2 separate regions of the Homo sapiens genome follow, and region 2 is linked to region 1. The links are chromatin loops, found by intact Hi-C in ENCODE. Cell type or tissue: mammary epithelial cell. All regions are shown on one strand. Each heading gives the region's core, and the rest is flanking DNA. Links, peaks and the distances in the headings are about the cores only.

The links. Hi-C counts contacts between places; a loop is a spot of excess contacts. Peaks named below come from ENCODE experiments on the same cell type or tissue, not always from the same donor. Only the 100,000 strongest peaks of a DNase experiment are listed, where the experiment ranks them.
Region 2: it touches region 1 in a loop (2.4-fold over the local background); 1 of 110 quality-filtered maps calls a loop at or near these places.

What each region holds. Positions count from the first base shown.
Region 1 is chr1:245,645,815-245,661,524 of GRCh38, reverse strand. KIF26B (kinesin family member 26B) reads right to left here. Exons shown (of 15, transcript NM_018012.4): 10 at 15,245-15,404. Among named protein-coding and RNA genes, the nearest start is that of KIF26B-AS1, 420 kb to the right of the region's middle. RefSeq lists an enhancer at 12,517-13,030. In mammary epithelial cell, for the core only: no CTCF peak of the experiment used is centred there; no DNase peak of the experiment used is centred there.
Region 2 is chr1:245,577,485-245,593,194 of GRCh38, reverse strand. All of the region lies in intron 5 of KIF26B (kinesin family member 26B), which reads right to left. Among named protein-coding and RNA genes, the nearest start is that of KIF26B-AS1, 350 kb to the right of the region's middle. RefSeq lists an enhancer at 9,013-10,212. In mammary epithelial cell, for the core only: no CTCF peak of the experiment used is centred there; DNase peaks (open chromatin) are centred at 7,444 and 7,764.

The sequences.
Region 1 (15,710 bases), core at 3,329-11,328:
TGTATATAATATATATGGTGTATATAATGGGTGTACATATATATGTGAGTGTATGTAAATCATTCCTCAGCGTCCTCAGAAGGTTACTGCGCTAACAGTGGGATCAAAGCAGCCCTAGGCTGTGCTGCACCTGCCTTTGCAAGGCTTAAAAGGCTCAAAAGGAACAAATTCCAAGTAACTGTGGCGATTAGTAAATACATTTCTAAATAACCCACGGATCACAAAATAATTAAAATGGGCCAGGCGCAGTGGCTCACACCTGTAATTCCAGCACTTTGGGAGGCTGAGGCAGGGAGTGGATCACTGGAGGCCAGGAGTTTGAGACCAGCCTGGCAACATGCAAAACCCCATCTCTACTAAAAATACAAAAATTAGCTGGGCATGGTGGCAGGCGCAAATAATCCCGGCTACTCGGGGGGCTGAGGCAGGAGAATCACTTGAACCCAGAAGACAGAGGTTGCAGTGAGCCAAGATCATGCCACTGCACTCCAGCCCGGACAACAGAGTGAGACTCTGTCTCCAAAAAAAAAAAAAAGAAAAAAGAAAAGCCAGGGATGGTGGCACACGCCTGTAGTCCCAGCTACAGGAGGTTGAGGCAGGTGGATTGCTTGAGCCCAGCAGGTCAAGGCTGCAGTGAGCCAAGATCGCACCACTACACTCCAGCTTCAGTGACAGAATGAGACCCCGTCTCAAAAAATGATAATTACAATGAGAAATGGAAAATATTTTGAGTGAATGATAGTGAAAATACCTGTCATTACCAGAACTTGAGGATACAGACAAAGCAGTACTTAGAGAGCAACGTAGGTGCTTACAGAACAAGAAGGGGAAACTGCCAAGCTAAGTAGCCACCTTAAGATGAGAAATAAAGAATGGCAAAGTAGGGCTGGGTGCGGTGGCTCATGCCTGTAATCCCAGCACTTTGGGAGGCCAAGATGGGAGGATCACTTGAGCTCAGGAATTCAAGACCAGCCTGGGCAACACAGTGAGACCCTGGCTCTAGAAAAAAATTTTTAAAAATTAACCAGGCATGGTGGTGCACACCTGTAGTCCCAGCTACTCAGGATGCTGAGGTGGGAGGATCGCTGTTGAGCCCGGGAGATCAAGGCTGCAGTGAGCTATGACCACATCACTGCATTCTAGCCTGGGTGACAAGACCTTTGTCTCCCCTACCCGCCCCCCCAAAAAATAGCAAAGAACAGAAATTAATAAATGGCAAATGAACATGCCCAGAACTTCCCTGTACTTAGATCCTCACGACACCAGCGCCAAATCCATGTGATAAATGACTATTACTAACAGGCAGTTTCAGTAATTCAAGCTTTGGGGTAAATTCTAAGACCTATTTGCTTCCACCAAATTCTAGACATGTGGAGAGTTGTAGTCATAAATAGGAATCTATACCTGCATCTTGTGTTTATTATTATTGCCATAGAAAAAATATTCACAGCTGACTTGCTGGAACTTTTTTTTTCTGAGATGGAGTCTCGCCCTGTTGCCCAGGCTGGAGTGCAATGGCGTGATCTCGGCTCACTGCAACCTCCACCTCCCGGGGTTCAAGCGATTCGCCTGCCTCAGGCTCCTGAGTAGCTGAGATTACAGGCATGTTCCACCACGCCTGGCTTTTTTTTTTTTTTCTTGTATTTTTAGTAGATATTGGGTTTTGCCATGTTGGTCAGTCTGGTCTTAAACTCCTCACCTCAAATGATCCGCCCTCCTTGGGCTCTCAAAGTGCTGGGATTACAGGTGTGAGCCACCGCGCCCGGCCTACTTGCTGGAACTGCTTACCTCTTTCCTTGAATGTACTTGATAATGTGACTTTTAACTGCTTTATGCCTTGTACTCTAATTTGTGCACATTTTTTCCTCTGTCCTACTGGTGCAAAAGCTCTCTGCATTAGCCCTAATGCTTAGACTAGTACTGTATATTTTGAAGATGCTTGATAAATTTGTCAAAATAACCCGGTAGAGCAAATATATGTTTGCTATTTTATCTGGCTCAGAAAATAGGGTTATAGCTTCAGTGCCTCTTCTCATCCTAAACAGGTGACAATACCACAAAACATATACTTTATCCTAGTTTAGATTGGGGATCCGATGGCCACAGGAAGCCTGCGGGCACAAAGGTGTCCTCTGGGAAGCTGGGCAGGCTACCACAAAGTTGAAGGTGGGTGTCAGACTCATATCTGTCACTAAAGATGCAAGGTTTAGATCAGGCTGGTTTCATTCAGATTAGTGCAAAATCGTAAGGAAGCTGAAGAACAAGATTCCATCATTATTATTTTTTTGAGACAGGGTCTTGCTCTGTTGCCCAGGCTGGGGTGTAGTGGCATGATCATAGCTGACTGCAGCCTCAACCTCCCAGGCTCACGCAATCCTCCCACCTCAGCCTGCCGAGTAGCTGGGACTACAGGCACACGCCACTATGCATGGCTACTATACTTTTAAATTTTTTTTTTGTACAGATGGAGTCTCACTATGTTGCCCAGGCTGGTCTTGAACTTGGGCCCAAGTGATCCTCCTGCCTTGGCTTCCTGAAGTGCTGGGATTACAAGTGTGAGCCACTGCATGTGCCCTCTATCATTATCTAGATGAGCTCATATGATAGGAGAGGTATATGTAAACAAATATTTAAAATATAAGTGCCTACATTAAAATACCATTTTAATGCCATTGAGTTGGAAGATGGAAACAACTTTCCTGGAGCAAAGAATTAGGAGGGGGGAAAGGAGATCAGAGAAGGCTTGAGAGGGGAGATGATATTTGAGATAAGCCTCAAAGAATAAGTAGGAAGGAATCCAAGAATTTTTAGTATTATTAATGGAAAACTGATTGGCTGGGTACAGTGGCTCCCACCTGTAATCCCAGCACTTTGGGAGGCCAAGGCAGGAGGATTGCTTGAGCTCAGGATTTCAAAGCCAGCCTGGGCAACATGGTAAAACCCCGTCTCTACAAAAAATATAAACTATTAGCCAGGCATGGTGGTGCACACCTGTAGTCCCAGCTACATGGGAGGCTGAGGTGGGAGGATCACTTGAGCCTGGGAGTGCAGCGAGCCTTGTTGGTGTCACTGCGTTCCAGTCTGGGTGACGGAGTGACACCCTGTCTCAAAAAGAAAAGAAAACTCACAATGTAATTGACCATATTAAATGATTAATGGAGGAACCAAGTGAGCATCTCATTAGAGCAGAAATAGGTTCGATTAACTTCAACAATCAGTTTTTAAAAACTTGTTAGAAATCCACCCACAGAAGAATATTTTGCAATATCCATCTACAATGGAAAAATCGTACAGCAATGAAGATTAAGAACCTGTAGCTGTGCGCATCAAGATGGATCTCAAAAATGAAATACTGATCAAAAGAAGGTACGGAAGGGCATAGAATAGAGTATGATTTCATTTACGTAACGTTCAACAGCAGACAAAACTAAACAGTATGTTTTGGGGGGACACATACTTAGGTGGTAAAACCTATAAGACAAGCAAGGGGATCAAAACCAGAAAATTCAGCACTGTGGTCACCGCTGGAACAGGCAGGAGGGTGACGGAAGGCAGACGATCACACAAGGGCACCTGAGCTAGTGGAATGTTCTATTTCCTAACCTGGGTGGTGGGCACACAGATTTTTTGTCATTCTATAGACTGAGTAGGTGTGTTTCTACATCTGCATATGCAACACATCTTACAATCAAAACATGTCAAAGACATAAGAAGAATCTCACAAATGGAGGAGGAGCTCCAGTACAGTACTGGAGTAGGGTATGTTCTTGGTAACTATTGATTGAATGAATGAATGAGTGAGTGAATGAACAGCCGCTGGAAGCAGAAGAATCGGCATCGGCAAAGCATGTGACTGTGGGGGTGGGGTGGGGTGTTCAGTCATCTCTATGTAGTTTCTATGGTCAGAAAGGTAGGTGTGGCCCAAATTCGGAAGAGCTCCATAGGCCACAAAAGGGTTTCAACTATCCTGTAGCCAACAGGAAGCCACTGAAGGTTTTAAAGACTGAGAGACATCAGATTTGCATTTTAAAGGGGCCTTCTGGCAGCTATGTGGAATGTAAAGAAAACAAAAATCCCGTCTTCACCAAAAGAGTTCTCGGAAGGAAACAGTGGATATGGCAGGTGCCCTTAATGAAGGGAGCAGTGAACTTTGTTCACTGTGTGTATGCAGCTACTGCAATTAGTTCTCAGCGCGCGATTTCAGGCTCAGGGGTGACAAGGTCTCGTGGGAGAAACAACCCTTGATAAGTGGTTTGAAAGACACCAACGCGGTGTTTTAAAGACAGACACATTTGACCCTCAGAAAAATGGGCATGTCAGGGCACAAAACTAAAAAAATGTATGCTTATAAATGGGAGGCTGCCAAATCTAGAAATGCCCCCCAAATTTTCATTGATCTCATCGGTAGGGAGTGAAAAGAAAGAAAAGTGAGGATAAAAAGAAACAGCAACTGTGGTCATTGCCCTAAAGAACAGAGTATCATAAAGTCTCTTAAAAGCCGACTATTCCTCAAACCACCTCTACTTCTGTGGTTCTCCTTTTGTTATATCAAAATGAAATTCAGCTCTGTTTTAGTTACAAAATTACTAGGTACATTAGACAATTTGATACAACTTAACTACTCCACAAATGTAACTATTCAAAAATTGTTCAATTAGACATGAAATAAATGAAATGAATGAATGAATTACACACAAAACCTCATTTGCATGAACAAAAAAAAAAATCTGTTAATGCTCAATTGGGCCTGAACCAGTTGTGAAACAGGTGAGAATTTATGGTTGGACACTCTGACTGAAGCTCTATTAAAGCTCAAGACAGATTTTTAATGAATTAATCCCCAACACATTTGTATGCTCCATCCTGTCCAATGCCTAATTGTGCCTAAATCAAGCCATCCTTGAATAATCACAGCCCCCTGTGGGTGCCCAAGGGCGTCTTGGGCTCTCCGTACTGTCCCCAGACCAACCTAAAGCCCTCCTTCTCTGGCTGTTTTGTTTCTGGTTATGACACAACTTGTGATATGATGGTTAGTCGTCATTAAAGATCACACTCAGCTGTGGATTCAGAGTCTTGCATTTGGCTTAGTGGTTTGTCATGATTTGTGTTGGATCATCTCTATATCAAAGCAGGGAATGACAGAACAGGTGTGAATGACTCAGGCATTTAGAGGACGGACTGTGGCAAACTTTGGAAGACACAGATGAGCGTGAGTAGAGAATGAGTGGGACTCGAGGAGGAGAGAGCTTGAGAATCACCGCTCTGTGCCATTCCTCAGCCCCACCCGACCCCTTCTTCCCTTAGTGCCGATTCAGCGCTGATGTGCGTATATTATCAGTTACTCGGTGCTCAGTGTCTGTATTCCTGCTACACTGTAAGTTGCCCAAGAATGCAGATCATCTGTTATATTCCTGGTATTTATTGTAGGGTATTTTTGAGTAAATGAATAAATGGAAAACTTAGATTTCTGCTATACATTTCTCAGATTATTTTCTCTGTATGTTTGGTGACCTCAATTAGGCTTAGAACCAGTTCCTTAAATTCCTCCACCAGTTCTTTTGGGCCAGAATCTACCTTGCTGATCAGAACAGCACCGAGTTCTATGGATGACAGAGTTAAATGTTATGAATCACGTGTGGTGTAAAATGTAAAGTGAAATTTATATCAAAGTTGGCCTTGACAATCTCTGAACGAAAACCATTCTCTCACTAAGTCCAACACAGACAAGTTTTACTCCAGCATTAAAAACATACCACCTCTCCGGCTGTGCAGCAGAAGTACTCGGCTTGCATTTAAAGGCCGTATGAAAAAGGAGTATCTTTAAATATTCAAATCACGCCCCAGTCACTGGGATACACAGATACAACTGGGGGTGCAGCAGCATCGAACCCCCACCCCAGGCTCATTCTCAGGCCCATTGGACTGTTTGAGGGCAGAGTCCTTTGCCTCCTTACATCATGACTTCACTTTCGTGCAGAGCCTGTAGAATTCTCTTAAACCAAGTATCTGTATCAGGCAGCCATGCTGTGTGTTAGGCACACAAACTCTCATTGAATAAATGCATGAGGGTTCATTTCGATAGACGGTAATTATCTACTTGGTCAAAAGAAAAGATGCGTACTTTCAAAGTCAAGGAATGCACAGAAGACAGGATGGTGGCAGAACCACGTGGGTTACACGATTCTGAAAGATGATAAAACAGTGACCTTTCTGCCTTTGAAGCACGTCTCTTTGTCTACCACAGACATCGTCTCCATGGAACCTACAATATGTTTCTGAGGTGGACGAGGAGTAAGAATGATTGAGATTTTGCTGATGGAGAAATGAAAAGCTCAGGGAGAGCGTCTGAGTGTGTGAGGTTAGCCGTGGCAGGGGTGCTAGAATCCATCTCACCGGGCCTCAGCTCAGCACTAGCTCAACGGCGCAGGTTGCAATCCATCTCTTTAGAAAGCACAGCGATTCCACCACACATACTTCTCTGGGAGCTCAGTCTGAAGAAACTTCACAAATTCCAGCTGAGAGGCTGATCACCTTAATCTGCCAGTTGTGGAATTTCCCAAAGCTTCTATTCTTAGCCAGATGTTTGAGGAAAAGCTCGTGATCTCACTTGCCAGCCCTGCCGTCATTCTCACCTCTTGCTTATCTCTTCCTTACCTTTCTTGTACTCAGCAAAGCTTCAAGGCACAGCCTGGGTGATAACCTCTCCTGCTCTGACCTGAACCTATTCACTCAGGAATGCCTTTGCATACCCAGGAGGGGCGGGAGATGGAAGCTGTCTTATCAAGTGGGCTGTGCCCAGTGTCTGGTTCTCCACTGTGGGAAACGGTCACCCTTCTTATGCAGGAGCTGCCCCAGATAAATCAGGAGGCCTTCGTGGGGGTCCTGGAGCCAGAGAAAGCCTGGTGGAGTCCTGCAGTTTCTCCCATCAGTGCGGCGTGGGAAGTGGCTCCATGAACTGTCAGGCTCTTTCACGAGAAAGATTATAGCTATATTTTATTAAAGGCTCATGAAATAGGGTGAAGCTTTCTGAGAGGATACCCTCCATTGGTGGTGCCCAGAACACGGGACCCAGACTGTCAGGCCCCACTGACAGCCATTTACTGAGGTTAGGATGCCTTCTAATCTACCCGGAGCCCTGCACACAGGTTCAAAGTCAGGAGCGTCTCGTTGCTTGTTACATTCTTTTTAATTTTATTTTTTGCCCCCTCCCCACCCCTCATCATTACATTCTTACTTGGTATTTTTTGTTTAGCCCTGATAAGTAGCTTGGGTCCTGAAAGGAAGATTTATTTCCCTTTTTTACCTTTCGTATTTTACATTCTTCATTGCCATGGGTATCTAGCCATCAGCCTGGCTTAGCAATCACAGAAACAGGTGAGACCAGGAGACCGACCTGAATGTATGAATTGGCTACCATCAGCCCTGCCCCTCGGGTCTGTGCCTTCATTCATTCACTCACTTAGAGGCAGGGTCTTGCTCTGTTGTCCAGGCTGGAGTGCAGTGATACGATCATAGCTTACTGCAGCCTCAACCTCCTGGGTTCAAGCGATCCTTCCACCTCAGCCTCCCAAGTAGCTTGGACTACAGGTATGAGCCACCATGCCCAGCTAGTGTTTTAATTTTTTTTTGTGGAGACGAGGTCTCCTTATGTTGTTCAGACTGGTCTCAAACTCCTGGGCTCAAGTGATCCTCCTGCCTAGGCCTTCCAAAGTGCTGAGATTATAGGTGTGAACCACTGTGCCCAGACTGTGCTTTTACTTATAATCAACTACACATATGCAAGCTTTGCTGGTATGTTTGATCCTCTGTTGTACCCCACTTGTTATTGCAACAAATGTTGACCGAGCACAATATTCCAGAAACTGTACTCGGTGGGGGGTGATAAACTGGGAGGCAGTGAGGCCCTGTTGCCTATTAGCTGTGTGAACTTGGACAAGATACTCAACCTTTCTGTGTCTCAGTTTCCCCATCTGTGATACTAGTATGATTACAGTACCTATGTCACAGGTTGTCAGAATGAAATATCCATAAGGCATTTAGCAGAGCTTGTGAGGCACAGTGAGAACAACGCCCGGCTGTGGTGCTCACGATGGGAAATACTCTCACCGGGGGCTCATTTATGCACCGTGCTAACTACCTTCCATGTAGCTGAAATGCCAGGAAATAAGTACTAGAAATCATTTTCTCCTCCTCCCTGTGGTCCAGCAAGTCCACGAATTAGGAACTTCTACCCCTTTAGCAAGATCAAGATAGAGTTCCCGCTCTCGGTTCTGCCCTTCTATTCACTTCCTCCAAGGGAGGAAGGAAGAAGGTCTGACTGCTGAGGCTGGTGAACGTGAGCCTGGGTGACAGCTGGCGCTGTCTGCCTGTCCCTCCCCTGCAGGCCACACCATTCTCTCCTCCACTGAGGCCGTGGGGTTGGGGAAGGGGCTGTCTACCCTTTCCTACTCTGCTAGGATTAGCAGGCTTTTCATTCCCAATCATTCTCTTGTATCTATCTGATCATTGGTTCAGAATTCAGAAAGACTTTAATAGTAACCCCAGACATTAGACATAAAGGAAGATACACTTGAAAGGCCAAAAGGGAAAGGAAGACGCCTTCCAATTTCTACCCAGCCCCGAGACCATCATGTGCCATTACGCCACAACGGCTGCTGCAGTGGACAGACAAAAACATGAGCCGTGGCTTTGCCGCCAAGAGATGATGACAGAGCTGGGGCCTGATATTCTGTTCCCAATTCAGTGAAGCTCTGAGAGGGGCCAGAATGTGGTCCTCTTAAGAATGAAAAGGACGAGGTGTAGAGTTCATGTGTCAAACTAGCGGCAGAACAACCAAAGCTTGAACCCAGTGTTTGTGACCCCGGCCGATCCCCAGACGGTGTCATTTCTCCCTGAGTGACTGGCGTGGTTCTATAATGAGCCTGGCAGAATTAATGTAGTGGCAGCTTCTGCCTCAACTCTTAAGAAAATAATAACAATCTCTCGAGATTTCTATAGCTAAATATGAAGATACCGCTAGCCAAGGAAGCAAACAGAGCTAAGGGGGAAAAATAAAAGCAAGTGAGAATGCTAAAAATCTCATAGAAAAGGGACTTCGATGTCCCAGCGACATTCTGAACTCACATTCTCTGCATCCTAACCATCACTAAAATGTATAAAAATGAGTATTTCTAAAGCAGCAATACTAAGAATTATCATTGCTGCAGTTGCCTGGCAACCTGAGACTTTGGTTATTTTATTTCTAAATAGGGAACGCTCTAAACTGGTATCTAGAGTTTGTGCAAATAGTTCTAAATTGATATTCTCCCTGTAAATCAGGGGGAGAAAATACAGCATTAATGTACATTTAAAGGAGGTTAAATATGCATATGTCTCTCTCACACACACACACACACACACACACACACACACACACACACACAGATTCTTACATGAACCTCTCCGTTTCATGCTATCTTAAACAAATCTGGAGAACTGATACTCCTTTGCATTTTTCCTGGCAAATATCTACTTAATTTCATGGTACGTCTAAGTAATATACATCCAAGTCCTGAGGAAGAGCCTTTCCTCTCCTGTGTGAGATGGGAATTCAATGCCATGGCTCCGCAGTCCCAAACCCTTTTACCTTTTTGGCACCAGGGACAGGTTTCGTGGAAGACAATTTCTCCATGGACCCAATGGGAGTAGGGAATGGTTTGGGGATGAGACTGCTCCACCTCAGATCATCAGGCATTAGATTCTCATAAGGAGCGCACAGGCTAGATCCCTCGCACACACAGTTCACAATAGCATGAGGTTCCTATGAGAATCCAGTGCCACCACTGATCAGACAGCCAACAGCCCTCAGGTGGTCATGCTCCCCCACTGCTCACCTCCTGCTGTGCAGGCTGGTTCCCAACAAGCCAGGGACCTGTACCAATCTGTGGCCTGGGGGTTTGGAACCCCGCTCTAGCTAACAGCAATCTTGAGCCCCTTTCCCCAGCTTCCCAGACCTTGAGTACTGGGTTTCCAGTTCTGAGAAAGGAGAGGCTAATCCCAAATCTCCATGGGCTCTAGGAGGAAGCACTTCTCCAGGCAAGGAGGGGAATGTCCACATCCTTCAGAGGCTCGTCCTGAAGTTCCTGCCAATGCTGGGCCTGCTGCCACAAGTGTGACCCACAGGTGCCAGAACCCCACCCTCTCTTGGATGAGAAGGTGCTTGCATTTTGAAAAAGCTGCCTCTACTTATGAAGTGTCATTTCCTTTCAAGTCACTGATTTGAACTTGAGCTTCTAGTGCTGCCTGCTGCTTTGAATGAACTGGTGTGTCCCGATGCTACAAGCTTAAAGATGACCTTGGTTCCTGACTCCTCACTAGGGCCTTAGGAGGAAAAGAGTTCCCATTATAGCCCCTGAGGATGGGTGTCCTCATCGCTTTTGTGGAACACAGCCTTCTGGAAGTGGATGTTGCCTGCGGTGTTTGCTCGTGGCCTGCAGCTTGGATCACAGATTGCCTCAGGCTCTACCAGAGAGAGGAGGAGGCGAGCTCAGCACAGCTGCTGAGACCCAAAGTGTCTCAGTGACTGATCTCAACAAACAAGGATTAGGTCTGGGTCTGAACCATAGACCAAACCCGTGAGAGGGAGGTGCCGGGCATCATTTCCACGACAGGATGGTTATGTAGCACCATTTTTCAAGATGACTGGGAGAAGCATCTCAGACAGGCATGACATGAGAGGGCCACAGAAGGACTTTCCATGAACTCTTGTTAAAGGGCAGCCAAGACATTAGCAACTAGCTGTTGTTTAGAAACAGAGTGTTTAGAAACACTGTGTTGGCAAATAAGCAAACAGGTCATATGACCCATTAAAGGAATTCTTTCTCCATATGGAGCAGCAGTCATCAATGAAGGTAAATGCTTCAGGGCTTGAAGGACGCCTGCATGACAGGTGTGTGCTTTCTAAGGGCCTGTGCCCTCTACAAAGCAACATCTAAGAGAACCAGAAATTCTATTTTGAGATAATTGGGTCATGGTGAGAATCTGAGTCTCGAAAAGCTGTGGTCCTTCAGATGAGCTGGGACATAACACCCGTTAGCCGAAGCTCAGTTCACCCTGACAGATCCTTGTGGCGGTTCTTCTGGGGGCCAACTCCTGTGGGATGTGCAACACTGGGTTTTGGCCTGAGAAGTCATTTCAACGCTTCTGCCTATTTTTTCTTATCCATTAAATGGGAAGATTCCTAGCACCTTGGTGCCCAAGAGCAGTAAGGAACAGCAAATGAATGTACCGAATAAAGAAAATTTGCAAATGCACTGTCAAAATGATCGAATGAGGGCAGGGTTCCCTGGAGGTGGAGGCTCTCAAAAATTAGAGAGTAATTTGTGCAGCCTGTCAGTGCAGAACTGACGAGGGGTTGGAGCCCTTGGTGGTCTCCCTGCCTTCCCTGCATGCTTTTCTGAATGGTGCCACCGTTGAGAACTGATTTATGGCGCCTGGACTGGCCGGCAAGCCTGTGCCATGTAATGTGCCTGTGCTGTGTAATGGCTGAGGTTGGAAACCTGCTCCACGCCTCCTGCATCTTCAAGGGCAATATCATTTGCAAAGTCAGAAGCATTCAGCGCACATGGAGGGTGCCTGTGGGAATGCCTGGGATGGGTAATGAATCCAAACTCACTTTCCAGCTTGCTCACATGACAAATAGCCTGGTAAGATGATGAAGAGGAATGAAGACAGGCTACAGCCCCTCTGTGCACATTGCAGCGAATTTCCCAGGAGCAAGCACAAGTAATGCAGGTTCCAAGTACAGAGTTGTCTGGGGAGACAAATGAAGAGGTAGTGGGGTGTCTGTGTTTTTTGGGGGGGGTGGGGGAAGGAAAGAGAATATGGAATTTGGTTTTCTATTTTTGTTCCCCCCGCCACCCTCCGTAAGTGAGCAGGAGGAGTAAGAGGAAACCTCAAGGGCAGGAAACTTCCACTTCTCTAAGGAACGCACTGCAAAGACAAGGCTTGACACCCTGAAGGTGTTTAGTATGCTAACAAAATGCTGCATAATGTGGCTTCAGAGCACTGACGGAATTGATCAAAGAAATCGGGGCTTTCCTGCTGTGCTGGGCTCCCCTGCCGTGCGCAGTGAAGGCAGCTCCGACATTTCGGGAGCTTGATGAGAAGTGGGCGTGGGTCTGCAGTGAGGCTGGGAACTGTCGAGGCCTCTGAAGCTGTGAGGAGCGAGGCAGTTTGATCCTGCCACCCACTGGCTGGGTGATTTGAGTAAACCTTTGCCTTATCTTCCTGTACCTCAAAAGAGGACAGTTTCTAGTTGATGAATCACTTTGTAAATGTACATTTGCAGATGCCAAATATTGAATCTAGGCCGTGGTCCAGACTCGGAGAAAACATTTCGGCAAGGGTCTTTTTAAGATCACGTACAATGAAGGGCATTAGGACACTGAGGGGTGACAGAACAAACGCACTGGCCAATGGATGTTTTGGGAAGGACAGCGCTGGCTGGATGGCCAGGGCCACCGTGTTTCCAGCACCAGGCAACCCAGCAAGGTCTCGATGAGTTGTGTTAGGCAGGGCAGGGCAAGGGCAGCTGGTGAGTCTGTACCCACGCCATCAACAGCTCAACCAGGCCACGGGACAGCTCCAGGATTGGGTCTTGTGCTGACACTGCATGGAAGCTAGTCTGCTTACTTGAGACACAGAAACACTTTAATGATCACTCTCTTGGTGCCAGAATAGAAGGAAGGGGACTCCTGGAATGAAGGCAGGCAGCTGTCTGCAGGGACTGGTGAGTGGAGATGTCTCCCAGGAGGGCAGGTAGCCAGTTGGTAGGGCCAGCATGTTAAAAATATGCTTAATTAACACGAAGCTTGAACGATTAATACAAACTTTCATTTATTTTTTTTTTTTTGAGACAGGGTCTCACTCTGTTGCCCAGGCTGGTGCAGTAGCGCAATCTCAACTCACTGCAGCCTCTGCCTCCTGGACTCAAGCCACCCTTCCACCTCAGCCTCCCAAGTAGCTGGGACTACAACCATGCAACACCATGCCCGGTTAATTTTTGTATTTTTTGTAGAGACAGGTTTTTGCCATGCTGCCCAGGCTGGTCTCAAGCAATCCTCCCGCCTCAGCCTCCCAAAGTGCCAGGAATATAGGTGTGAGCCACCACGCTGGGCCATAAAAACAATTTTTAATGTTTCCCTACTCATTTATAAAAAACCCAACTCTAACTAAAAGGAAGTTACTTTAAATTAAAAATAATTTCATGTTTACATGCATCTATCTTCCCGCCATCAATTCAACAACTATTTATAGAAATCATAAAAGCATGTCGCCCTGCAGAAACAGTGTAAAAGCTATAAGTAAGATATGTAATCAATGACCTCCTGCTAAGGTGCAATTTGGAATTTTATCTATATCATGATCTATGAAGTTCTGACATTAACAGACATGATTCTCATTTTATGGAAACCAGTGAGTGCTAGTACTCTTCCCTTCATCTCCAACTCCAACGGTTTCCCTCCCCTGCCCTTTCTCCCCACAAGCTGAATTTACTCAACTACAGAAATGACATCGAATGAAACTCTATAATTCTTCAACTCAGAATATTCTCCCATAGAAAAGGGTTGTTACAAGAGCCGGGAAAACCATTTCTGGGTTTATCCAACTAGGATTCCAAATTTCTAGAAATGAGATGGACAGGATTATAATCACCATTTAAGCTCCTAAAGTCAGTCCAGTAATGGTTCTCCTGGTAGGAAATAAACTCACAATGTATTTGGTGGGGGGGTCTGGCATCAACATAGGGCTGAGGGGAAGAAAAACTCCAGCACTCATTGTGAATCTCAGTAATTATAGAATACACTGCCCGACTTTTTCCTCCTACACAACAGCAACGTAGGTTTTGTAGGGTTTTTACAGATAAAACCATGAATCCACATATATTTAGTTAATCTTCACCTCATGGCAACTCTGTAAGGTCGGTGTTTTTTCCCTTTAAATAGGTGAGGATAGGCTTGACTAGATAGGTGTAACCAGACTTTCATCATTGGTTATTGGCCATAGTGTCCTAAATTCTACAATAAATTTTCTTTTTTTTCTTTTTTTTTTTTTTTTTTTGAGAAGGAGTCTCGCTCTGTTGCCCAGGCTGGAGTGCAGTGGCGTGATCTTGGCTCACTGCAAGCTCCGCCTCCTGGTTTCATGCCATTCTCCTGCCTCAGCCTCCTGAGTAGCTGGGACTACAGGTGCCCACCACCACGCCCAGCTAATTTTTTGTATTTTTAGTAGAGATGGGGTTTCACCGTGTTAGCCAGGATGGTCTCAATCTCCTGACCTTGTGATCCACCCGCCTCGGCCTCCCAAAGTGCCAGGATTACAGGCATGAGCCACCGCACCCAGCCTACAATAAACTTTTATACATGTTTTATCATTTTGAGCCTTATATTTCTGTGATGTAACATGTATAGCTTTAACCCTCATTTTAGGAAGAATGAAGGTTCATGCAGCTAGTAAGAGGCTCAGCTAGGCCTTGGCAGAAGCCTGGACAGCCAGTCAATGGCCTGCCACCACACGGTCCAATGAGAACGCTTAGTTGGGGTGATGGTGGTGGAGTGGCTTTGTCTCTGCCAGACATAGGAGCGGCTGTAATTTAATTGGAGCAGTAGTAAAGAGACAGGAAGGATCCTGGAAGTGACTAAACATTTGCATGGGAAGGCAGGTGCTAACTCCCCTAGCTTTCTGAACTCCCGAGATTGGGTTGCCAGATAAAATACATGTCACCAGGAGCGTCCCATGCAATGTTGGGGTGCATACTTATAATACAACCTTATTTGTTGGTTATCTGAAATTTGAATTTGCCTGGATATCCTATATTTTTTTGGTTAAGTCTGGTGGCCCTACCCCTAAGGATAAGCCAGTCTTCCACCCCTCACTCTCATCACTATGAAACAGGCACATCTTTATTATGGTGACAATGACCCACCACCTTCATTTGCGAGTGGAGACCTCAACTGAGATAATTTCCTATTTCCTCTAATTTGAGCAGCCTAAAGTTAGAACTGGAATAGATTTAAGTATTTCCAAAAGTTTTGAATTTGGGAGATCATGCATTACACAACTGTTAGCTAAGGCTGGTCTCTGGCACTGAACTTATAATGGGGTCCAGGCTGTCCCTCTGTGGCACACCTCTCCACAGATGGCACTGAACAAAGCGTCCCACACCATGCTTACCCCACCACATTCTTTGAGTAGAAGAGTCACTTACTTGTATGGAATGTGTTTGCTGCCATTGACGAGAGCCAGGATGACATTGCCCAGAGCAGACAGCGAGAGACACAGCCCTGAGCCTCCTTCTCGATTTTTGCTAAGAGCTTTCACACAGCTGCCGAGATCAATGAGATGCAGGCGGCTGCGACCTCCAGACACTACCACAGGGGAGAAGATAAAAGAGAAATGGTTAAGTTCTGACAAACACTCATCTGTTCTTCATGTAGCTCCTTGGGAAATCTGAGGCAAAATGAGAAGGGGAAGTAAAAGGTTGACGTTCATGACCTACTAGGAAACCCCAGAAAAATCACGCTGGGGTTGCAAATAGCATTGGTCCTCTTAAATTCTTTCCACCACGCACCACTGACCTTCTAAAGCCTACTGACATTCACACTACAAATAAGTGAATTCAAATAATTCTTGCAGGTTGAACTGAATGAGATTTTGGAGAAAATAAATGTCAA
Region 2 (15,710 bases), core at 2,843-10,842, 68 kb after region 1:
AAAGTATAATTAAAAAACAAAAAACAAACCCAGGTTTTATAAAAGGAAAAGATTTGAATACTTTTCTGGTAAAATTTCCATCAGTGATCTAAAATTGCTTCTTCCAAAGGAAGATCTTTTTGATTCCATATGACTGAAAGACTCCAGAAGTTTTTTGGGGTACCAAAGAGTCATATTCCAGATGGCAATGATCATGGAGGTCTTACATAACTCCAATGCCAGGAAATCCAGGGGACAACTAAGGAGGCTGTGATCCCTCAATTCAGAGGGAGCTTTTAAACATATTTTACAAAGCCATTGCTCCATCAACCCATAGTTACCATTACAGAACCACAGACCCATGCCTGAAAGGACCCCAGAGACTCTGAGCACAGTTCAGTTATGAGTTACAGAACAAAAGTAAATTGGCTTAAATTTCTTTGCCCAAACAAAACACACAATAATAATCCTGCATGACATGTTCAAAGATCAGGGGGCTTTATCCACCTGGAGAAAGTCCAAAGCCATATGATTCCATGCTGAGTTTGGGGGTGGGAGGGCAGATGAGGGGGCTGGGGTGCCCTCCAGGCCTACTTTGGGGCAGCGACTGCTCCGTGTTGACCAAATCAATCAATCATCCATCAGCAACACCACCACAACTTCTTTACAAGTTTTACAAATCTTACAGTTTATACAGACTTTTCTCGTATCTTACTTCCATTTGGTTGCCCCATAACTGCTTTGTTAAGGGGATATTATTATAATAATTATTACCATCTTTCCTATTTTGAGGCTGCAGAGATTGACTTGCTCAAAGGCACCTGCCTGGCGAAGGTGGAAGGGCCCTGGCCCTGGACTGCTCTTCCCTCCATGAGCATCTTGGGTCATAGCCAGAGCGGAGCCATCTCTCAGGAGACTGGGGCGGGCAGTGGGGCCTGCGCCTGCACCCTGGGCGGCTGGCTTCTCCGAGGTGCCGCTGGGTGAGCTCCCGTGGTGCCAGACAGCAAATAATGAGCAGCGATGCCATCAGAGAGGGAAGATTTGCATTATTAAAAACCGGGCCGGGAAAGGTGACAAGTGGTGGCACAATAAAGCTAAGTGTGAGGGAGCATGTGCAGGACGGGAGAATGGAGCCCGGTAATGAGATGTGCTCTAAGAAGCGCTTCGGGGAGCGGAGGGGGAAGGAAATTCCCTAAAGGTCTTCATCAACACGAGTCTGTCACCAGGCAAGCCCGGCAAGGGACTGCGCGCTGGAGGGAGGGAGTTGAAACCAAGGAAGAAAGCCCTTCCCCGTGAGGCACTGCTAATGGCCGGCAGGCTTGGGGGGCCAGGTCCCCCCACCAATTAGCAGGCGTGGGACAGGGCTGGCCAGGCTGCAAGGATGGAGACAGACACATGTCGGGGGCTGGTCTGTCAGAAAGGATTGGGACTCTGACGGTGGCCTAGTTAGAAGGGGCCTCATCCTCAGCTTGTTGTATTAGGGAACTGATTTTAAATGGATGAGCTGGTGTAAAGATGCATCCAGAGACAGGCGTTCTCAGGTGTGAATGAAGTGGGGAATGGGATTCTGAGGCATGCCTGATGACCCACTCCGACCTCAGTGACACTCGCTGTCAGAGCGTCCCATCTGCGACTTACAGGGCACATGGCCTAGAGCTTGGGGGCACAGGCTCTGGAGACAGGCGGCCTGGGTTTGAGTGCTGGCTGTACGTTGATCAGTATGTGTCCATGCACGAGTGTTTAACCTCCTCTGTCCACATCTATAAATCGGCCATAATAACAGTACTGGCCTAGCAGAGTTACTGTGATCATTAAAAGAGCAAATGCCCATAACATCCCTTTCCACAATGTCAGTGACATAGTAAGTGCTCAGTAAATATTAGCTATTATTACTTTTTACTGAGGCTACTGGAAAGACTATGAACTCTGAAGGCAGACAGATCCTGACTCTTGGTCGCTGTGTGACCAGGAATATATTATTTTAACATAGTTTCCTCATTAGTAAAATGGCGATAATAATGCCTATCTTGAAGGACTTACGTGACTATTAAGCAAATAATTATCCTAAGCACTTAAAACAAAGTACGTCCTCAATAAATAATAATTGCCAACATATTGAACCCATGTCCATGACAGTGTTGTAAGAGCCCATTCCTCACTGCTTCCCTGGATCTCCCTTTAACCACGTTTGACCTAGGAGTTCAGGAGACCTAATCATTAGATTCTGAATCATCCTACACTCACAGAGCTGAGACAGACACCACACTTGCCCAACGTCATCCAATTTTTTTTTTTTTTTTTCTTTTTTTTGAGACAGGATCTCACTGTCACCCAGGCTGGAGTGCACTGGTGTGAGCTCTGCTCACTGCAACCGCTGCCTCCCAGGCTCAAGTGATCCTCCCACTTCAGCCTCCCAAGTAGCTAGGATGACGCACACATACAACCACACCCAGCTAATTTTTAAATTTCTTGTACAGACAGGGTTTTTCTATGTTGTCCGGGCTGGTCTTGAACTCCTGGACTCAAGTGATCCTCCTGCCTTGGACTCCCAACGTGCTGGGAATACAGGCGTGAGCCACCGTGCCCGGCCTGGACGCCCAGTTTTTATAGACGCGGGTTACACTAAGGTCTTCCAACTTCCACCACGCTCTTCTGCCTGATTTTTGGTAAACACTGGGTAAGTGACAACTGGAGGTTTTTCTGAATACTTGGTAGAAAAACTACTGTGAGTAGAAATGGTAAATATCCATTGGAAAGAGAAAATATTTAATAGCACAGAAGGAATTTTTGAGAAAGCAGCAGTGGACGCTCCTTAATTAGAATTTTTTTAGATGTGTTCAGTTTGGATTTTGGCACTTATTGTGAATAAAGGGCCCATTTCCGCGTTGGCCGTCCCCTCCCGCGGGGCCCAGCCGCCCCGGGGGCACAAACCCGGGACCCCAGGGACCCCGGGACCCTGCGCATGCGCGGCACGGTGCGGCCAGGGGCCCCGACCCCTGCTCTGACTCGCCGGGTGGTTTGTGCTTCCACCGGCGCCTCGGCCTCCCCTTGCAGGCCTCCCTGCCACGTTGGGCACCCCCACCCCCCGACCCCGCGGGGCCCAGCCGCCACAGAGGCGGCTTATTGTTAATAAAGGGCCCACATGAGTAAAGCTCACTCATGTGTTACGACTGTCGTTAAATAGCAAACAGTCAAGAGATGCTGCGTCTGCAGACGCAGACTCGTCTGTCAGCACAGAGATGCTATTTGGCTTGGAGAACAACAGGACCCAGGCAAAGCTGCTTTTCTTCTCTGCAGCTCACTGCATGATCAATATGAAAACTTGAGCTTGCTAACATGGCACCCGATTTAGTGTCTTCTGTACCTCCTTGCCACAGTCTCTCCACTTCTGAGAATTTCAATATCCCACTGCTTCTGGCCTTTCACCTAGATCAGTAACGTCCAGAACTCTGAAAAGAAGTAACTCAGTCTGGTGTCTGCCCAGAAATACCAGCTACCAGATCCACCGTGGAGTTTGGCAAAGCACCGTAATCAACAACCTAGTTATCTAAGACAAAGAGGCAATGACCACACTCGCCTAATAATTAGGTATACTGGATGTCTTTCTGGCGTTGTTCCCCAAAGTCCATTTTCTTTATAAAACTGTCTTTGAGGAAAACGGTCTGTGCTGGCTCCCAAGTTCCATTAAATGTGTGCAGCTCCCATGAGATGATAATTTTGTTCCTGGCAGTGGCACGTACGGAGGAGACCTGCAGAAGGAGCTAGGGGTGACAGCATCAGCCCCCTTCTCAGTGCCGCCTGGGGACAGATGGCAGGCACGTAAATACAGACCGCATTCAGTTCATCATAAAGGCCTTGCCAGCCTGCGAGATCACAGCCTGGTGGTGAAAAGAAGGCGTCCTTCTCCAGGCCCACTGCGGAAGGTGGGAAGCCCTTTCTAAAATACCCCTGGGCAGTGGGCTATTTCTCCAGCCTGGGACTCTGCAGCTTAGTTCCAGGAAGGAGAGGAAGGAAGAATCCAAGAAACTAAGGGAATTGCCCTAGTAAGGAAAACCACCGAAGGGATCTTTTGGGTCAAGAGGTGGAAATCTGGAACGGTCTTATCTAAAATGTAGGATGTTAGGTAAATTTAACTTTCTTAAGAGCCCGACGTATACTGAATGGATCACTGCACCAAACGCTACGTTCTCGTAACTTCCCCACACTAAAAGAGGGGAGAAGAGGGAGTCAGAAGGAGGAACAGAGAAATTATGCCACTATCCCTGGGACTTGGTACATCTTAGATACTTTCATTCTCATTCAACCAATAAGTAAGAGCAAGAACGTCCAGTAACTGCCCACAGTTACCCCAATTCTTTCCCCATCAGTTCTTCCAAAAGGCCCCCTTTCCCAGGACTGCATCTGTTCAATTCCACTCAGCATGTGTTGAACACACAGTATGTACAATGCCCTGAGCCAGCGAGGGGCAGGAAGGAGACCCAGAGGATGGGGAACCAGTTGGGTTTACGCATAAAACAAAAGGGAGATGGTGGCATTTCCACGTAAGAGTTCCTTCATTTTCAAGTTTTAGGTTTGGAACAAAAGCAACTTTAATTCTCTGCTTAGCTCCAATGAGTCCCAGTCATCCTGCTGCCATCTTGTTGGAAGGACTGGAGGGGGTCTGAGTGCAGGGGACAGCCTGGGTGAAGTGAAGGACGGGTTGATAAGAAGAGGGGCCCAGTGAAGCCCAGCTGGAGGAAAGGAGCAAACGCTAATGAGACGCTCCGCCACCTCCCGCCAGAGGCAAGCCACTGACTGCCCCTTTAATTCCCTTCACCGCCCCTCCGCCTGGCAGAGAAGTGCTTGCTGGCAGTGGGAGACTCAAAGCAGCAGGAGTTCAAAGCAGAATGGTAAGTTCTAATACGGAGGATCATTAGGAGGACGTGTCTTCTCTTTATTTTCTTCTTAAAATGTGTATATGGAAGATCAGATGGGGGTTAGGGAGGGAAGTACCAACTCAATGTGAAAATTACCTAATCCCAGTCTGTTCCAGTGTGCATATCATAAGCATTAAACAAAAAGCCTCACCAAATTAAAGTATATGCCGTATTCCAACAATGATAATCCCCTCTGCATGAAAGGCTGGGGCTGTGGAGGAGGCTGAGGGGAGCGTTTCCTCTGTAGCCGAGGGGCTTGGAAACCTTTAATGAAAGGCACCTGATCAATAAGGCAGACTCCTGCATTTGAGAACTTAAAAGCCTTCCTAGCACACTGTGTCTGAAGGAAACGTCAGAAGCATTTATCATGTGCTGGGACGGATGCTTTGCAGCTGCTGCTTGCCAAACTATAGATGTTAACTTTTCTTCAGCCCTGCAAATACTCTCACCAGGCCTTTTCTCTTCATACGGAATCAGCTTTCCTCCAAGACCAGAATGCAGTTGGAGGTTTGATCACGGCTCTGTAGAACAGTCCCCACTACCAGGCACTGAGACTGCAAAGTGGTCCCAGCCTGAAGCTTTGTTTCAGAGCTCTGGCTTACGTAGAGCTGTCTGATCTTGCCTTCAAGGTGAACCTACAAACTACACTTTTGTATTTCCAAAGCACTCAAGCTGCTGTTCCCTAATTGAGGCACTGTGCACAGTTCATCTTGTTTGGACTTAGAAACCTCAGTCTAGAAGAAACTAGCCCAAGGGATACAGACGGGACGGAACAATGGCCGGCAGCTCTCCCGGACTCCTGGCCACTCCCCAAATGAGTCTAGAAGATAAGCAACCAGGTGAGAAATCCATTCCTTCCTTCACTAAGCATCTGTTAAGTACCCCTTAATCTGGTCCAGGTACTGTGCGAGGCTCTGGGGTTATAAAGAGCTTAAAAACGAGTTGCTGTCTTCAAGGGGCTTACGGTTTATCAGGTGAGACAATAAAAAAACACCCCAGCATAATAGAGTAGTACAAAAGAGTTGTGTACTGGGGTTCAGTGAGGACCCAAATGAGGGGGCATTTCCACTTGGGGCCAGGAAAGATTTCATAAATATGTTCATGGATGAGGTTCAGAAGAGGACTCAGTGTCAGCTGTGCGCTCTAGGTGAGTGGGCAGCATGGCCAAGGTGCAGGGGGGCAGGCTGACCGGTGTCTTGGAACCTGCAAGTAGCCATGGGGCTTGGGGCAAGGTACTTCTATGAGCCTCAGTTTCCTCACCCGTATGATGGGATGGCAATCATGCCTCCACCTGAGAGAAGTTGTGATGAGGATTAAATGAGATAATGCATGAGAAGTTCTCGGCAAATAGCCCGGCACGTGGGAAGGGCTCAGTGAGTATTGTTTGATGTTTTTTTTTTTTTTTTTGAGACGGAGTCTCGCTCTGTCACCCAGGCCGGACTGCGGACTGCAGTGGCGCAATCTCGGCTCACTGCAAGCTCCGCTTCCCGGGTTCACGCCATTCTCCTGCCTCAGCCTCCCGAGTAGCTGGGACTACAGGCGCCCGCCACCGCGCCCGGCTAATTTTTTGTATTTTTTTTAGTAGAGACGGGGTTTCACCTTGTTAGCCAGGATGGTCTCGATCTCCTGACCTCATGATCCACCCGCCTCGGCCTCCCAAAGTGCTGGGATTACAGGCGTGAGCCACCGCGCCCGGCCTGTTTGATGTTTGACTGTAGTTGAGGGTGGAGGAGAAGTAAGAAATTTGGCTGGAAGAATAGAGGAATGACAAATTGTGGAGGGACTCCTTTCCTCAAACTAAAAAGTCTGTACTTAACCCAGACAACAGAGGGCCACTGGAGGGACAGAGAAGGAAAATAACTGGGTGATTACCACTGCTCTGTAATCACAAAACTCCAGGTGTTAATTTCTCCATCTGTAAAATAATGCTAATAACACCACCAACTTTCTTCCAATTTGGAGTGTTATGAAGTTAGTTATAGATGGGCCAGGTGGCTCATGCCTGCAATCCCAGCACTTTGGGAGGCCAGGGTAGGATAATTGCTTTAGGCCAGGAGTTTGAAATCAGCAACATAGCAAGACCCCGTCTCTATTAAAACAAACACACACACACACACACACACACACACACACACACACACTGGTCATGGTGGTGTGTGCCTATAGTGCCAGCTACTTGGGAGGCTGAGGCAGGAGGAGCACTTGAACCTAGAAGTTTGAGGTTATAGTGAGCTATGATCACACAGCACTGCATTCCAGCCTGGGTCACAGAGGCAGACCCTGTCTCTAAAAACATTAAAAAACTAAAAAAATGTATTCTAAGTGAAGCTAAAGATGAAAATGTTTGTGCAACTTGCACTTCCACAGCACAGCATTTTTAAATGTGTCGACTACGTGTTCAATGAGTTTTCTGCAGGGATTGTGTAGATGACACAACTGTAGTTAAGAGTCGGCTGTATGCATGCTAGTAGCAGCCATGTGATTGGCATGAAGGATAATGAATCAGTCAACCAACAAATGAATATTTATTAAATGCTGATGAGTAATGCAGTCTCCTTTACCTAGGAAACCTAAGGATGACAATGTATTTGAATTCATGGAAAGAATCAGAGACAGATCTGCTTCGGAACTCTCGAGAAGAGAAAGCTTGTTTTACAGTAATATACATAAATCCACAGGATGTAGGCTGCACTCCTCTAGCCATGGAATAGAACATACTGGAGGTAGCTAGGGAGCTGCCTGACAGAGAAACATCTTTTTTTTTTTTCCCTAGTGGAGAAGGAACGGCAGCCCTGGCTCCTCCATCCTCAGGATCACGTATTAATTAGCTCACCGACTAGACAGACATTTCTCTGTCCTGCCTCTGACTCATACTCCAAGTTAGTGATTGGGTTTCTGTCTCCTAACGGAAACAGCACAGACTCTTTACTTTGTAAACTTTTATAAGGCAATTGGCCACCTAATTTGAACTCCCTAGACACGTTTTTGTTTAAACAACTGTGGGTTGCAGGGAATTGGTTTCACATACGCACACAAAGGAAAACTCTTATTTTCTTACCAAGAACGGTGCATAGTTTAAGTTCTCAGACTTCATGTTGAAACACAGATTGTTGGTTTCCCCTCCCAGAGTTTCTGATTCAGTGGGTCTGGGGTAGGGCCTGACAATTTGCATTTCTAACAGTTTCCAGCTGATGGGGATCATGCTGGTCTGGGGACCACACTTGAGACCCACTGCTCAGGAGGCATGTTGGCCAAATCCTTGTGGAATCTTTCCCTCAAAATCTATTGCAAATTAAAAACACAGTGGAGGTGAATGTTATATCCTGGGAAAATGCCAATCTTATCAATTTAAAAGATTCTAGTAACTAAAGAAAGAATGTTTCTATGGTGTCAAAATCGAAGTGGCTTCTGACTCTATTCCTCAGTTGTACTTGAAAAAAATTCTTGAGTTCTAAACTGAAATAAAATAAATGTTTACCTTAGGAAGGATCAATAGGCTAAAGAATTTTTCTTTTAAAAGTTGTACAACTCCTGGATCTATATTTATTTGGTTCTGTAGCTTTTTTCTCTCATTGCTTTTATTACTATCGTAGAAGCATAAACTGCCCGCGATAGAATCCAAACCAACTCTTCCTATAGGTTCTTTTCTTTTTCTCTTTCCTCAAATAAACAATTCATTGGAATCGTACCAAAATGATACTCATTAGGAAGCCAAAATTAAAGGAAACCAGTAATTGCTCTGGGACCATCTTTCCTCCTAGAGGACACTGTTCTGGCACTGAAACTGTGTGCACATGAGTGTGTTTGAGGATAATCTTTAGCACTTCCATTCAACAATTTCTAGAGTCAAGAAGCATGTATAGTTGGATAAGACGGTCAATGTTTATTTCATGTGGAAAACAATTATTGTATTAGGCCGTTCTTGCATTGCTATAAAGAAATACCCAAGTCTGGGTATTTATAAAGAAAAGAGGTTTAATTGGCTCATGGTTCTGCAGGCTGTGTATGCATGACACTGGCATCTGCTCAGCCTCTAGGGAAGCCTCAGGGAGCTCTGACTCAAGTTGGAAGGTGAAGTGGGAGCAGGCACATCACGTGATGAGAATGGGAGCATGAGACGGGGCAGGAAACACACACTTTTAAATGACCGGATCTTGGGAGAACTCACTATCATGAGGATGGCACCGAGTCACGAGGGATCCATGATGCAGTCACCTCCCGCCAGGCCCCACCTCCAGCACTGGGGATTAACAGTGAACATGAGATTTGGGCGGGGACAAATACTTGAACTATATCAGTTATTAAAATCAGAAGACTTAGGATAATTTCCCCAGGGAAAGATCCTCTGCTTCTACAGAGGGTCCTTTTGTGAACTGTGAACGGTGAACTGCTCCACAGTTCATCCAGAATGATGTTTGGATTTGGTGGAAGCATTCCAGAATATGCCAGTCCTTCAAAACAGGGAGCCCTCACTGGGCAGGGTAGAGGAGATGCAAAGTCATGCTTCGTTGGGTAAGCGAACACTGGCCACCTTCCAGCTGTTTTTTCCAGCTTTGACACACCGAAAGTGAGGTGGTGATGTAACCCAGGCCTGCCCTGAAGCCCATTCGTGTACCACGGATCTTATTATGATACCACCCACCTACAATACAGCCCAGACGGCAACAGGTCCTCCGGCAGCATTGGAGAGGGCTCTAGTGAACTCCACCTAGAACCAGCTGATTTAACGAACTCTCATTCATGATAAGAAACATTCGTCTATAAAATGGAGTAAACGAGAATATAATGAATTTCCCCCAGCAGGTCAAGGTCAGGCTTGGGTATCTGGGTGGGGAACTGATGGTGGCAGGCAGCTCATGCAGAGAGAGAGAGTCTCAGCCAGGCTTGGCCCCGGAGATGGTTTCAAATCTGGAAGTTTCAGGCTCCAGTGAAAAACTCATTTTCAAATGTGTAAGGCTGTGAGTGCCTTGAAAGCAAGCCTGTGTGTTACTCATCTCCACAAGCCCAGCATCGCTCACGTGCCTTTCACACCACTGGAGCTCAGCTCTGCAGGACCAGTAGATCTTTAAGTCCGGGTAGAAAACTGGAGACACGAGTATTCAGCAACGGGATCTTCCCTGGGAATGCTCCGGATATGAAAGGAGATACGAAGGAAGAGAAAGAAAGCTCTACAAATAATAATGACAAATTAGATCGAAGGTTGGAAATGTTTTAAAAGCAATCTGCCCAGACTCTAAATCCTTTCTTCTTCTATTTTCAGGGGGTGAGTAGGGGGTGGTTACGCTGGCTGGGTTGCATGTGTCTGAATTATGGCCGCTGCCACCTCTGAGAGAGAGTGGGGGATGGAGTTGTTTTGCGGGGTGCAGGGAGAGAGGAAGGATGCTGGCCACTCTCATGCTCCGTGTCACTCATGCATTGGTTTAAATTCAGCACGCATCTGCAGATGGCTCACCTCTGCCTTGCTCTGTGGCAATCCTGACAGCTGCCCTCTAAGGTGGGCATATTATTGTTAAGTAGGAGACAGGTTCAAAGGAGCAAAAGGCTTCCCTAGGGTCTCACAAAAAGCAGGTGGCAGAAATGGGATTGAAACCCAGCCCTGACTCTAGGTCCTGTGCATTTTCTTTTCTACCACAATTGTCTGCCTGGGGAGACAGACGATAAGCATAAATCCTCTCGATCAAGCCCAGCCTATTGCATATAAATTGTGCACAAAACAGACCCCACACTGTATATATTTATGGTTGCTTTGCAAGTTTTATGGAACGAGTTAAAGTCGTTTTTTCCTTGTGCTGCTGTGGTTCAGTAATGCTGAAACATATTTCAGCACTTAAAAAAAAAAGCACAGGCTATGATTAAGTATATTAAGAGACTTTTAAAACTTAGATTAACGGCCTGGTAAGTTGTAAAACAACTCAAAATTGTGCAAATTTGTATTCAGGGATTTTCTAAAATTATAAGTTATTGACTTGATACATTGTAACAAGTCCTTTGAAACTGTTCTGCTCCTATTATCCAGATCTTTACTGTGTGGTTTATTGACAGAGTGAGGAACACAATGACCCCCTTGACGGGCACGTGGTAAATTCACAGCTCGTGTAGCTCTCGCTGAAGAGGACCTGCTCATCATTCAGCAAACACAGACATGAAGTTCAGCATCGGGCTCCCTGGTGTGTCTGACGGATGGGACTTCCAAAGGCTGTAAAGGTCCTTGCTCAAGTCTCAGCAGTTGCCTGGATGTAGCAGTTACACCAAGTACTTGAGTACCAGTAAAATGGCAGTTACTCCACACTGTTCACTTGGAGAATAACTGCCACTTCATGCTTATTGCTTATTTATTTCCTTCCTTCCTTCCTTCCTTCCTTCCTTCCTTCCTCTTTCTCTCTTTGACAGGGTCTCTCTCTGTTGCAGAAGCTGGAGTGCAGTGGCCCAATCTCAGCTCACTGTGGCCTCGGCCTTCTGGGCTCAAGAAATCCTCCCACCTCAGCCTCCCAAAGTGCTGGGATTACAGGCATGAGCTACCACAGCCTGCCTTGTTGGGTTTCTAGACAAGGTCCCTGAGACCCAGAAAGGTAAAGTGATATACAAAGTTCAATAATTACATGTGGTGAAGCCAGCGTAGCATCCACACCTCCTCCCTCCCCATTTAATGTCTTTTCACCAGAGAGCATGTGTTAATGAGGCTGTGGTTGTAGACTCTTATAGGAACTGAAGACCTGTAAGACCCATATCCCAGTTAGCCATCTTACAAACAGAAGCATTCACTGAATATATGTCCAGGCGAGAGAATAGGTGGCTGTAAGAAAACTGACCCCATTCTTTGAAACAAACACACGCAAGCTTCTTTCTCTATCTATCTACCTATCTTCTATTTCTCTATTATCTATCTATCTATCTTTCTTTCTTTCTTCATCACTATAATGCTCAAGAATATATTTGCAGCAAAACCCAATGCTATTCTGATCAAGAGCAAAGCCATCAATAGCTCTTGGTTGGAACTTGGGAAAAAACTGGGCATAGAGAGCCTGGTGAATACTTATCCAGGTGATACCAACTGTTGTAGGTCTCTTGAGTGTGGACCATGTATCTGAAGAAACAATTGTTTAAATGTTACTCAAAGGACCAAAAGGATGGATGTCCAAAGGGTGAGCATTTGATTTCTCCTCATGTGTGGAACTTGCCTTTTAGTGACCTGGCTGATGAGTGGCCAACGCTCTTCCTGTGCCATTGTGTCCCACACAGCCAGAATTTAATCATGCAGGAGCTGCTGGAAAGATGCTCTATGCAGAGAGAAATTAATGGAATGAACTCAGGACAAAACCCTTGTCTCGGGTCTGCGTCATTCTAATAGCAGAACAAACTTCATGCTGTCAGCAGCAAAAGAGATGACTGGAAATCACCTTTAGCTTTTCCATCCATTATGACAGCATGGGCAGAACGAGGAAGGAGGACAGCAAACAGGATGAGAAACCACAGATGAGGTGGCAGGCAGGAGGCATGCGCTGTATCCATCCAAGGACAAAGAGAGGTGGCAGGAGCTAAGGGTAAGTAAGGAGGGCTTTTAAGCTCCAGGAAGCGAAAGACTGTTCTAATCCATGCTGAGCCAATTTTCCTCCGTGCCCTCCAGACTCAGTCTCCACCCTTTTCCACTCTCCTGGTGTCCAGGGAGTGGGCCTGCCTGGACTGCATCAGCAGAACCCCCTTGCCCTCTGGAGGGAGGAGGCGAGTCCGGAGGCTCCGCCACACCTTCCTTTCCTCTGTCCCCCCAACATGGTTCCCTCCTTTTGACCCTTCGGACCTAGGCCATCCTGGCACTCTGCTATGACTAGCCCTGGTCTATCTAATTAGCCCTTTTCATTTTCTACACTCCATCCATACTTTTCTAAATAGTCCCGATCTAAGTGTGGTGTCTTTCTCCTGTCAGACCCCAACGGAAACACCTGCTCACTCGGGTAGTATCTTTTTCTCTGTTTGCATTTGCAAGCAAGGACTGTTCTTGGGGAAGGAGAGGGAGGACAGAAGAGAGTCTCATTCTGATGTCCCACTGGCAAAGGGAAGATCATGCCTGTGGAGTGCAGAAGGGGCAAATGGATAGGAAATATTGGGTGGGCACATTGGGGGTTTTAGCGTGTTATGACGCAGCATTGTTTTGCAAAGGCAGAGTTCTTTCCCAGCTGTTACAGCAGTTATGCTCAGAGCATTATGGTAATGACAGCTGACACAGTGATTATCGGCACGGTACAGCTGGAAAAACATGGCAGAGGGGAGTGGGCAGAGGTATCCAAACCTCAGGTACCTCAGGGGCAGACCCTAGAGGAAACCCGTGTCTCATGGAATGCTCACGTCTCCTTGACTGAGAGGGCCAGCCCGCCACCACTGTTCCTCCAAGGGGGAAACCTTCAGAAATAGACTGGTATTCATGAAAATCAAAGCTCTTTTTTTTTTTTTTTCTTTGAGATGAAGTTTCACTCTTGTTGCCCAGGCTGGAGTGCAATGGCGCAATCTCGGCTCACCGCAACCTCCACCTTCCAGGTTCAAGTGATTCTCCTGCCTCAGCCTCCCAAGCAGCTGGGATTACAGGCATGTGCCACCACACCGGGCTAATTTGGTTTGTTTGTTTGTTTGTTTGTTTGTTTGTTTGTTTTTTGTATTTTTAGTAGAGATGGGGTTTCTCCATGTTGGTTAGGCTGGTCTGGAACTCCCGACCTCAGGTGATCCACCCGCCTCAGCCTCCCAAAGTGCTGGGATTACAGGCGTTGAGCCACTGCACCCAGCCAAGCCTCCTTTTTAAATTTTCTTTTTTTAGAGACAGAGTCTAGCTCTGTCGCTCAGGCTGGAGTGCAGTGGTACAATCATAGCTCACTGCAGCCTTGAACTCCTGGGCTGCAGTGGTCCTCCCGCCTCAGCCTCCTGAGTAGCTGGGACTACAGATGCACCCTACTGCACCTGGCTCTCCTTTTTCAAAACTTAATTTGTTGCTATTTTTTTTTCCTAGAAAATTTCAACTGTAGGGATAAACACTAATTTTTCTTTGTGCAAAGTTTCCAGAATGTTCTTCGTTTAACTGGTGGAAAATAAAGCATTGTGATCCACACACCAATAGCAATGAAATATAGCTCACAGAATCCATCTAATTTGTTTTTCCCTCTGGATTATGACCAGGTGGCTAGGAAGAAAATAACTCAAAGACAGAGAATACCCTACTGTTCATTCATTCAAAAAATGAAAAGGAAACAGGACAGGAAAAGTTTAGAAAGGACTTTTTTTCCCTAAAGCAATGATTTATGAGGATAAAAACCACAGTTTCTAGTAGCATAACCAGAAACTATTTTCTCTCAGTTCATTAACTCTGTTCTTAGAGCCTGTTTTTCCAACCCAAAAGTCATTTCATGTAATAGTTCAGTTTCTATTTTGTTATTTCTGGCATCACTAAGACAAAGACCCAGAGAGTTGAATGAAGTTGCTGCTTTGCATGTAGGCACAGCCACTAAATGAAATCCTGTGTCTAGAGGAAAGGCACCTTGGACCAGCCTGGTGGACCTTACGAGCTATAGATGGAGCTCAAAAAACAAATGTTAAAATCGGCTCCATCCACAGCCCCAGTAACAGAATTCTTTTACCTTTATACAAGGGAAACACAGGTTCATACCTGGCTCCAGAATTAGGCCCAGCAGGAAAGCTTCTAATCTCTCAGCTATGAAATCCCTGGAAATTACATTTGTCCTCATCTGTCAGAAAGTGGCAATACCCTGGGGGCATTCATTACTTGCCACACTCCTCATGTTTCGTGCTGTGTGTGTCCTCTACAGCTGTGACCAGGAGAGAAATGTGAGCCGACTTAAAGGGAAAGACAGAAGGGAGCCCTGTGCAGACTGGCTGTTTGTTACAGCTTAAGCAAAAGTGCCAAAGAAACTCTGTGAATCAGGACTTGCACACAAGGATGGGGGTCAGACCCAAGCTGATGTCTACCTGGCTGAGAACGAGTCCCATTCACTGTATGAGGCTCATGGAGTCTTTGCCAAGGGGCTAGTCCCAGGTTCTGGGTATGTGGAGGGTCAGCATTCATGGGGAGACATTCCTCCGCCTCTTCTGTTCTTTCCCCTAAACCTGTTAACTCCTGACACACATCTTATGAATTTCTAAACCATATCGTCTAGTAGAAGATCACAGAAGTTGAGTCAGTGACTCACTGGGCCAAGTTCTATTCGTAGACAGGGAGACTGGGGAGAGTGGACTCATTGCCGCAGTTCCACAAAGCTCTTCCGGTTAGGGGATGCATTGCCCAGAGTTCCACAAAGCTCTTCCGTGTAGGGGATGCACTGCCAGGAGTGCCACAAGGCTCTTCCGGTGAGGGGATGCATTGCCGAGTTCCAGAAAGCTCTTCCTTGTAGGGGAAGCATCGCCCGGAGTTCCACAAAGCTCTTCCGGTGAGGGGATGCATCGCCCGGAGTTCCACAAAGCTCTTCCGGTGAGGAGATGCATCGCCCGGAGTTCCACAAAGCTCTTCCGGTGAGGGGATGCATCGCCCGGAGCTCCACAAAGCTCTTCCGGTGAGGAGATGCATCGCCCGGAGTTCCACAAAGCTCTTCCGGTGAGGAGATGCATCGCCCGGAGTTCCACAAAGCTCTTCCGGTGAGGAGATGCATCGCCTGGAGTTCCACAAAGCTCTTCCGTGTAGGGGATGCACTGCCGAGTTCCACAAAGCTCTTCCGTATAGGGGAAGCATCGCCTGGAGTTCAACAAAGCTCTTCCATGTAGGGGATGCATCGCCCAGAGTTCCACAAAGCTCTTCCATGCTGTTGGCTCTTTTGTCTCCTA